Regions from separate parts of the Mus musculus genome. Here region 2 is linked to region 1. The links are chromatin loops, found by intact Hi-C in ENCODE. Cell type or tissue: heart. All regions are shown on one strand. Each heading gives the region's core, and the rest is flanking DNA. Links, peaks and the distances in the headings are about the cores only.

Region 1 (5,330 bases), core at 331-5,330:
AATTTGGAGTTAAATCTCATGTCAGCAGTTCTTCCAAAGAACTATTTTGTAATAAAGAACAAGAACAACAACAACAACCAAAAACAAAGCAAACAACCCCAAACTGATGTTTTGGAAAGGAGCCCATTTTGAAAGTTAGTTTATGTCATTGGATAAATTCGGAGACCTGGTAGTAAATTTCTAGTGAATTTAGGATTAATCAATAAAGTCTGATCGATTGAGGCAAATTTAAGCCAAATTTTTCTGTCCAAGTAATGGCAGTTAAGAATGCAGAAACAAGTTAGTGAAGAGCCCTGGGACGGACAGAGTTGTGGAATGAAGCCAACACATTAGATGATTTGTTCTTGTTCATTTGCTTTTATGTTCAATGGATTTTTATGTGTGTAGACAGAGTCCTTTTTTTTTCTAACAAGCATTTTTTTTTAAAATCTGGATGATGGGAAACAACAGTGACAGAAGATGAAGATCGAAACAAATTAAGACTTTTGCAGAAATAAAATCACAAGATGTTGCTGGCTTGGCCTGCAGTGGTGATGTTACAGATCATAAATGGTCAGATAAGATTCTGAAGTTGTACAGATAGAATTTGATTGTAGGGTTTGGTAGAAAAATGTTAATGTTTGGGGGAAATTGCAGAGACTTTAAGAGATTAAAAAATGAAAGTATAAATAGTTTAGTATGAATTAGGGAAAGGTATGTTGAAATTTTGGTGTTGGTAGGATGAGGAGTCAAGCAGAAACTAAGGATCAACGTGCAAGAGGACTCTTAGGAGAGTGGTGTGTGGAAACCTCCTTAAAAGGCTCGCATTCCACACTCATGTTGCTCCCTTTGCCTTGATAGTTTATTTCCAAATTAAAATGTACTCTGGGGGAATGAGCACCTGTGATATCCGTGGCTGATAATGCAGAAGCTTGCCTAAGAAGTGATTTTGGAAAAGACTAACACAAAAGGAGGGGCACACAAGTTGCAGAAGTCTGCTTTTATTCTGGAGAGAATGGGATAGAAACACTGTTTTGTTTCATATGTGTCCTTTCCTTTTTAAAATGGAATGTGTCTGTAGATGGAGTGGTCCAGTAAAGAGAAAATTGTACTGCCCTAAGTGACAACGCTGTTATAGGTAGTTTTAATGTAAACTCTTGGTTCTTCTTGGACAGTCACTATTCCTAGGAATGTCAAACAGTATGCACTTAGTGTTGGTTAGTAGGCCTATTTTTTTCTAAGATTTACTTATTATTATATGTAAGTAGCTGACTTCAGACACACCAGAAGAGGTAATCAGATCTCATTATGGGTGGTTGTGAGCCACCATGTGGTTGCTGGGATTTGAACTTAGGACCTTCAGAAGAGCAGTCAGCGCTCTTACCCGTTGAGCCATCTCACCAGCCCCCCTAGTAGGCCCATTTTTATTAGTGTTAGGGGAATGGTAAGTATACAGTCGGTTCTGGGAAAACTTATATCCTGTGGTGAAACAGCGACAGCAGCACAAACTTTAACGAATTCCAATTACAGACAATAAATGTAAAAAACAAAACAAAAAAAAAAAAAAAACAAAACTCCCCATCCCCAGCTGTTGGTAATTATGCTCGATGGTACATTGAATAATTAAGAGGTGGTAGAAAAAAAGTCAGTTATAATGGGTGTTTATAAACTTGGTAAGGAAGAAAATTTAGACTGTGTTGGGGGTACAGTAGGTTATGAAGAAAAAAGTACCCCAAGATTTGAAGGAATTAAGCATTACCAGTTTTTATTCACGCAACACTGTGGAACCCGTTTATCATTAGCTTTTACCTGAAATGGCAATGAAGTCGTTTCTGAGTTTGCAAAAGGGTGGAAAGACATTTGTATTGTTGAGTAGATTATTTTTACTTGTACATTAGTGTGCAGAAGAATAAAGGCAGTTGTAAGGAGGAATAGTTATGCAAGACTGATGCAAAATGCTAACAGCCTATCTGTAAAATACGCGCACTTCTGACAGCTCCATCCAGGAGTGAAATGTGCTGCGGATCTGAGAAAGCACGACACAGTCGATATTTGTGTTGAACGTGGATTTAAAAATGTATTCCCCTCTTTTCAGCGTTTTCCCAGACTCAATAACGAAGTCAGCCAGTTCCAGTCTGGGGACACAGGAAGAGCTTCCAGCACAAGGAGTTTAGCAGAAGATCCACAGGTTGGCATACCTGTGGATGCCAACATCGGTCGTTCCTATATGATCTCAGCACAAAGACTAACGCCTCCCACTTTCATCTGTGGAAGACAAACCCTAAAACTGGACTCTATCCGTATTAAGAGGAGCTTTTGAATATTTAAGCTTGTACGACGTAGCTTTGACATCCATTGTTCCTTCAGACTGTAAACAATGGCTCAAAGCCTTCTCACAAGACAAGCTACTTTCCGGGTAGTCTGGTTGTCCACTGACTTCACCAGAGCGTATGAAGAGGGCTGCAAGACTTCACGCCTCTCCATTGCGGGTGGCGTTTGCTTTCCATTGTGATTCTGGGTCCGGCGGCAGGCGCGGCAGGGCGGAGCCAAGTGGTAAGGATAGCTTCGGAGGTCCGGAGGCTAGACGGGCCGCTGCGAGAAGTCGCTCTGGCTCGCCTTCCGCTCTCTATGGTCGGGAGCGCGAGCCCCTCCTCTTCCCGGAACGAGCCCTCTTGCTCGACGCGCGCGCAGCGCTAGGAGGGAGTTCCGTTTCCGGTCTGGTGGCTTTCGATTTTTGGCGTTCAGTAGTCGCGGTTGGTGGGTAACAACCGAGCCAAGATGTTGCGGAATCTGCTGGTAGGTAGCTTTGGGGGTTTGGCTGGTACTGGAGTGTCGGGGCGGAGGGTCAGGCATCCTGACAGAAAGGCGTGCTGGAAATGTGGCAGAAGACAGCAGCCGGAGTCACCTTGGCCGCGCGTCCTTTTCCCTGACCTTCCGTCCACTCGCCCCTGGCTGTTTCTGGGTAGTCGTAGAGGGAAGAGCAGGATCGCATTTGGTTCTTGGTCACTACAGCTTACCGTTGCTTATGGCTATGACTGTAGCTCTGACGTAGGCTCCAGTGGGGGGATCTTGGACACCTGGAAAACCTAGGTGGAAGGTGGCTTTTTGTTGTCATTTTGTTTTGTATCATAGTGAAAAGATAAAATTTTACCTGATTCAAAGAAGTAAGCCAAAGAACTAAATTGTACAGTTTTAGTTGGGATTTAATGGGTTTCATGATTGAAGTGTAATGACGATTCAGAATTACCTTTAACACTTGGTGAATATTTCTCCAAAATTTAAAAAGGTGTGTTTTGATTTTATTTTGTAATCGTTTAACACAATTAAGACTTAACACCAATTACATTTTTCTTAGATGTCCAGGAGTGTTCTAGCATGTGCCCTCCACTGCAAAGTAATTTTTCAGTGCCTTGGCTATCCTGGAACTAAATCTGTAGACTAGCATGGCCTCTGCCTCCCTAGTGCTGCGATTAAAGTCTTGAGCCTCCACTACCCTGCCAGGAATAGATTTTTGACATAGGCAAATATTAAATGAAAATGTTAGAACTTATAAGATGTCTATATCATTTATTTTTCTGTATATCAGCATGTTTTGTTCTATAAAATACTACTGATTAATTTCAGGCACAGGTTATATATAGGTCATGGTTTCTGAAGACTATGATATGTAACATGAAGCACAGAGCAGAGAATAGACAACATGTAGAAAATCTGGATGCTAGTCTTGGATAGTACTGACAAGTTCGATAATGCTTTAAATCTCAGCTTCCTTTCAGTGTGAAGGGTTGGAAGTTGCCTTTACAGGTTTCTTTGGACTCTTAGGTCTTGTTCGATGCATGTGAATTTTCTGTTTCAGGCCCTTCGTCAGATTGCCCAGAGGACCATCAGCACCACTTCACGAAGGCATTTTGAAAACAAGGTTCCAGAGAAACAAAAGCTGTTTCAGGTACTGAAGTGTTCTATGTGATTGTTAATTGTAACAGAGCTGGCACGGTAGAGTAAGTCCAGAGGATCTGCTTCTTAGAGGCTCTCAAGGTTTTTTTTTTTTTTTTTTTTTTTTTTTTATCGTAAGGAGGATTATTTGCTGTGTCTAAGAGGTGCTCAGGGAGGTGGGAAAAATGCAGAAGCCAGTGAATTGTGTGTGTGATTTGATGAATTGGTAATCTTTGGGGGAATAATTGCATAAACCATAAAAAAGAGTCCAGAAACAAAAAATAAGCAGGAATTGTTACAGGGTGTAGCATACCTGCAGGGAAGAGTACAGTAAATAATTTTAAGTGGGGAAGGCTTCTAAGGAAACATCAAAAGACACCCCCCCCCCCCAGGAGAACAACCAAGATCTAAAAATACACGCTTTATTGCTGAAGGAGAAGAAACAGATGTGCAGCTTAGGTATGGTTGTGTCACTGGTACTCAAAGAATTGCAGATTTGTAAGAAATGTATGATCTCACTATAGCTGTCAGGGCGCGAGATGAAGATTTCTGTGGAATGTGGCAGGCATTGCAGTTCTGACTGACACTTAGTTAGCCTTGTATTCTGCTCCTGCCCTAACTCCTGCATCCTAGCTAGTGGATTGGAAGCTGCAGAGGTTTGGAGAATGCCATTTCATGGGGACAGAATATGATTTCTCTGGCTATCGAGATGGAGGACCACTGCTGGCCCCATGCACTGGTGGAACAGAAGTTCTGCCATGTGCTCTTGCCTTCAAAGCTATGAAGCCCCTTTCTGGACACAAATTTTTTATATACCAGCTTGACCGTGTCAGTGTCACCAAGAGATGGTTGTGACCCTGTCATTATCTTTTCGGTTTTGTAGATTTAAGGCTATTCTGCCCTGACTTTAAATGTTCTTAGAATCAAAAAAACAAACAAACAAAAAAACCAAAACTGTAGCTTCTCTGGCAGTTATTGGAGCAGTCTTTTCAGAGCAAACAGAAATGAGTGGTAACCTCACTCCTTGCCATATAAGTAGAAATATTTAAAATAGAATGTTTGCCAGGTATGGGAGAAAGATAGCATCAGTCACAGGCTTTTTACAAGCTGAGCAGTGTATGCATTAGAGACAGAAGTTTAGCTGGTACTGGAAATACTGTAAACAAGTCTATTAGTTAAGAAGCCTTCTCTCAGATACTTGTGTAGACTCTGTGCATGAGCATAAGGAACTTGAAAAAGGATTTTAACCCAACCTATAAATTATTGGAGGGTTGAGTAATGTAGTTCAGACATTCTTTTTTTCCCGATAGAATATTATGTACTCATTGAAGAGAGAATTAAAACAGAGTATAAATGTCTAACATCATTACATAGCACAGTGCCGTTTTGTATATTAGTACATATAAGGTAAAAGAATT
Region 2 (5,385 bases), core at 325-5,324, 240 kb before region 1:
TACTCAAATGTAAAGAAAATGTAAATTGGGCAAGATGGCTTGCTAGGTAGAGGTGCTTGATGGAGAATTTCCAGAGGAAGCTAATAGACACTACAAAGTTGTCCTCTGACATGAAATTCATTGACACAACTGGAAATCATCATGTTAAGTGCAATGAGCTAACACTCAGAGTAATAAATACATTTTCTGTGAAGTGGGTGTGTCTTATATGGAGAAAGAGGCACACACACACTCACACAGAGAGAGAGAAAGAGAAAGAGAGGGAGAGGGAAAGAGAGAGAGACAGAGACAGAGAGATATGAAACTTGAAGTGGACCATGGGAGAGGAAAATGAGATTTTTTTTTAAGAGACTACTTTTGATGCTTGTCAAGGCGGCTGAGGCTAAAAGGAATGATCTGTCCAAGACAGTGGATGTGGACCGTTTTCCATCAAGAATGGGTGTCTTCATGTAGCCAATGCAGAGCTGGTCCATCTAGAGGCGCGCCTCAGGCTGTAGGGATATGCGGCATGGGCAGAAAGTGAACACACGGTAGTGAGCAAACAGCTGAGGGAGGCCATGCGCGGGTCAGAGAAGCATACGTGGTTCCTGGAGAAGTGGGTTATGGAAGGTGCGGGAGACGCTCACAAACCGAGCGTTGAATAGGGTGATGCATCTTGATTCTTGCGGCTCCTTCATCCAGACAGCCAGAACCTGCCGCGACTGACTCCGCATCCTGCAAGTTTGCACCAGCTCTGGTTATCCAGTGAGCACCTGTGGCCAACAAGTGCACGTACTGTTGTGTGTTGATGATGCAGATCTCACGCTCTACCTCAGAGATGAAGGCTCCTGGGTGCCTGCCAGGTCGCAGCGTGAGATCTGCTATGTTACTGTAGAGGTAGTCATCAAACTTGAACACACGCAGCACTTGCCGTTCTGTCAGACAAAGAAAGTCAAAAGGTTTCCCTGAAGATAGATGTTGCCCTTTTCCAGGCAAATGACACAGTCCCAGGGGAGGGATCCCTTCTCATAAGGCTTTCCAAAAATATTCTGCCAGTCAGCGAAAAAGCTGGGCTTGTCTGCCTGCATGATGACTACATCGAAGAGTTGGGGCCAATCGGGACCTAGCAAGTACCGCGTGCCGTTGTCTACAAAGTTGAAGGGACTTTTCGTGATGAGGAACAGCTGTTTTTACACGGCTACCATGCAGCTCAGATCTGCAAATGTTTCATCCCCTCTCAGGATGTACTTTGCCGTGCCTCGCTCAATCCGTGGGTACAGAAGACCTTGCACATTCTGGGTGCCATCTCTCACATTCTTGTAGAGGCAGGTGAATTTGGTCAAACTCCAGGCCGTGGCTCAGAAAGTAGTTTACCATACAGGACAGCAGTGGCATCTCTGGTAGTGAGATGTCCATGAGTTGCTTGATGGATGGGCCCTTGCCGTAAAGCCGCGCATCTGTTATAGTGGCAAATGCTGGGTGCCACCGTCTAAGGTCAGTCACTTCATCCAGCTCAGGATGGAGGTCCCTATAGGCTCTTTCCAATTGTACATAATGAAAAGCATCAATTTTCATCAGAGAACTCTTCTGAGTGTCAAAGTGGAAAGGCCAAGGATGTCAAAGCTGGGGTCCTTGTCATTCTTCCGGATCCTCGCAGGGGATCTATCAGGATGTTCCGGGAGACACTGACGACCTCAGGGTGAACCACATCCGCATATTGCGTCAGTGTGCAGTCATAGTCAGAGTCACAGACTTCAAAGTTACTCTGACTGATGTCACGGTTGGCGTAGATGGCTGCTGGGTTAAGGAGGCTGCAGACTTCGGGGCAGAATGTCATGCACCAAGCCTAGACATGTCCTGGTAACAAGTCCACATGTGTTTGCTGAGGTTCCCGCTGTCTGCGGGCACTGAGCCTGGGGTGCTGGAGCAGTGGGACCACTCCGGGACCCTGTAGGCTACAGTGAGGACTGGAGGGTGAGGACGAGGCCTTTGCACAGCAGCCAGAGGTGAGCTGCAACCACAGTCTGGCACCCGCCACCCCCCTGCCCGCTAACCCCGCCGCCCTCCGACTGGAAGATGAGATCTTAAGGGAGGTTGGAGGGGGTAAAAGAATAATAGAATGCATGTGGCATGAAAGCAGAAAGGAGACTGTGGGTAAAGGAGAGAGATTAGCAAAAGAAAGGAGGGAGGGAGTGGGGTGGGGGCAGGGAAGAGCGGTGGGACGGGCACACATAAGAACAAAATTTCGATGAAAATGCCTGAAGAAATTTGTTTCTGTCTTAACTTTTAAAAATTAGTCAAGGACTACCAGACTCTTCTTTTTTGACACAGGTCTCATGTTGCCTACGGCAGCCTCAAACTCATTAGGTAGCCAGCATGACGTTGAATTTACAATCCTTATAATCTGGAGTGCTGGAATTACTGATGTGTGCCACCATGTCCCATTTTAGTTATTACTGTGTATTGAAGTCTAGAGTTTCATGCACGATAGTCAAGCATGCTACCAACTGAGCTATAGCCACATTTTGGATTTTCTTTAAAAAAAAAAAAGTTATTATTTTTTAAAAGTTTTATTTGTTTTTTATGTGCATTGATGTTTTGCCTGCATGTCTGGGTGAGACTGCCATGAGGGTGCTGGGAACTGAACCCAGGTCCTCTGGAAGAACAGCCAGTGCTCTTAACAACTGAGCTATCTCGCCAGCCCCTGGATTTTTTTTTTTTTTTTAATTTTTTACTTTCAATGTTTTCATTATTAGAGAGTAATTGAGCACAGTAGAAAGGAACCATCTATGCATTTCAAAGCATGTGTTGTGCATGTAATAACGTTGTGTGTTTTGGCATTCTATAGCCTCTAAGCAGGTGTTCTATTGGGTATTTGTTATGTCAGGCTGATGGGCCATTGACATAGCTGATAAAATCCTATGCTGCAGAGAGCAAGGTAGCCACCAGATGGCGTGCAAGCACCAGCCACGGATGGACAAATGTATTCAGGTTAGAGCACTAGTGTGCATTGGTGTAAAAATCTATTTTTTTTTTTTCCTTTTGGAAAAGTCCTTAATTTTTAACCATATGTGGATGAACGCGAATATAGAAAAAATCCATTATTAAAATGTATCTAAGTGAAAATAAAATTTCATCAGTTGTCTGTCGTGCTTTTTGCCCTCTTTCAGGCAGAAAATGGGATGGGAAGGGGATTATGCAATGGTAGACTAGATACTTGAAAACATAACAGTAAGCGGTGCCTAAGACCTGCTGTCAGTAGTGGTCAGAACTCCCCCATGCAGAGAGCAACTGAGGACAGGACTGCTGTGCGGCTGAGATGCGCCTCCCCTGGAAGTGTCCCTGGGGGGCTTCTTCTTCACAGAGGCTGGCTAAAGTGTGGGAAACTAGGCTGGTGGTTCTTGCCTATAATTCCAGTCTCCGGACGCATAGGCAGGAAGATCGCCACAAATCCGAAGCCAGCCTGGTATTCGTACTGAGTTGTAGATCATCCAGTGCTACACAGCAAGACCCTCCAAAAGGGGCGGGGGACAAAACCTACAAATACCAAAGAACCATAGCCCTTCAGACACAAAGGCACCAGAGTGGTACTCAAAAGGAAAGGCTCGGTGAGGTGGCACAGGCCCACCTGCAAGCTCAGTACTTAGAAGCCTGAGGCCGGAGAGTTGGGAATTTGAGGAGAGTTTGAATTGATCCTGTTTTTAAGAATGAAGAAAAGCAAAAGAAAGGGAAAGAGGAGGAAGGAAAAACCTCTTCTTGATAGAAGAATGACAATAACTGTGAAAGAATAGTGTAATGAAAAAGTAACCATTGTAGCTGGACATGGTATAACATACCTTAATCCCAGTACTGAGGAGGCAGTAGAAGGAGGAATCCCAGACTACACAGGACAACATAGAGAAACCTTGCATCAAAACAAAACAACCCCTCCCGAAAACAAACAAACAAACAAACAAACAAACAAAAATCAGAAAACAACAAAGAAGCCAGCAACCTTGCAAAATATGGAGAATTTGTGAACATGAGAATACACCAGTTTTCTAAGAAAATTGTTTTTATTCTCACACAATTTTTTATTTGGAGAGTGGAGGGGCAGCGGGGAGGAGAACACTTGGTGGAGTTCAGAGGAGAGCCCTGTGGAGCCCATCTCTCCTTTGTGTGGATTCTGCGGGTCAATCTCAGGTCACCAAGTTTGCACATAGGTGCCTTTGCCCAGTAAGCAGACTCACAGGCCCTAATCTTTAATACACACTTTAAGATACCTTCTTCATACATTGAAGGAAAATTTGCAATTTCATTAAGGCAGTTAAAATCTTTTAGACTTACGTTGAATTAATAATACCACAAAATAGCTGAGATGATCATTTTAAAGCATAAAATTAAAATATAATTTTTGCTTATATTAAACTATATCTCTATTATAGTGTATCTCACATACACGCTGAAGAAGAGGGAACACACGAGCGTCAGCCAGCTTTGTTGATATAAAAATTCTGTGTTACTATTCTATGACTTATAACCTTAATTTTCCAGAAGTATTCAGAGTATTTTGGATTTTTCTTTTTTTCCTGAAAATCCAGCAGGACCTATCATTTGCTTGTAAATATCAAGTGTGTGGAGCAGACGGAGAACTTCGGCTCTCCCCTCCCCCATGTGTTCCTGGGCTATCACTGCAGAATGAGCACCGGTGTTAAGGCTCAGCTGGGCAGGTGGCCGTCCTCAAGGAAAAGCGCTTAATCTTGAAAATTTTAAATAAGAATATGCTGCAGAAGGTTAAATGGAGGGCTGAATAGGCAGACTTTAAAGGCGAAAGCTTTTTTAGTATGTAAATATTCATTATTTAACTAAAGTTTAAGTATCTTTATATATCTCATTGGACAGATGAAAATCATGATGTGTTTCTGGAGACTGACTAGGTCCTTTCAATCATGTGAAATTTGCATGTATACTACTTTAAGTTAGGTGAGTGTGTTCCATCGTCATTACTTCTGCTTGTTAGTTGAGTGAGTGTGTAGTTCTAACCTGCACACCGTGTTTTAGTAGGAGTCTATGTAAATAGGCGTCATTTGACTATAACTATATTAGCTAAACTGTGTGTCTATTTAAGACATTCGGATGCCCGGCTTCTCTGACTCTCTGGTCTTCATCCATGTTCAGACTTAGCATGATGCAGTGTTCCTTACAAAAATCTGCCATCAGTGAGGCTGGGAACCACGTAGGACACGGCTAAAGACAATTGGGTGTTAGCCTCCCCATGCCCATCAGACTCAGCTGAAGCCGACATGATCACGAGAGTCCTTTACCTCAAAGAGCCAAAGCTTAAGATCTCATTACACAGTTGAGCTGATCGCAGGAGGAATTCAGTTTCTAGGGCTGAATGTGAGTGACACTGAGTGTTTTCTTGGG

Evidence for each region. A loop is a pair of places that touch in the nucleus more often than their neighbours do. Peaks named below come from ENCODE experiments on the same cell type or tissue, not always from the same donor. Only the 100,000 strongest peaks of a DNase experiment are listed, where the experiment ranks them.
Region 2: a loop joins it to region 1, with 2.7 times the contacts of the local background. A loop is called at or near these places in 5 of 42 quality-filtered maps.

The regions. Positions count from the first base shown.
Region 1 is chr9:79,757,085-79,762,414 of GRCm38, reverse strand. Cox7a2 (cytochrome c oxidase subunit 7A2) reads left to right here and starts at 2,562. Exons shown (of 4, transcript NM_009945.3): 1 at 2,562-2,775; 2 at 3,836-3,925. The coding sequence starts at 2,758. It also overlaps the pseudogene Gm51685. In heart, for the core only: no CTCF peak of the experiment used is centred there; a DNase peak (open chromatin) is centred at 2,604; H3K4me3 peaks cover 2,407 bases; H3K27ac peaks cover 1,805 bases.
Region 2 is chr9:80,000,496-80,005,880 of GRCm38, reverse strand. It overlaps a transcript of Filip1 not described here and the pseudogene Gm8131. Among named protein-coding and RNA genes, the nearest start is that of Filip1, 25 kb to the right of the region's middle. In heart, for the core only: no CTCF peak of the experiment used is centred there; a DNase peak (open chromatin) is centred at 2,920; H3K27ac peaks cover 322 bases.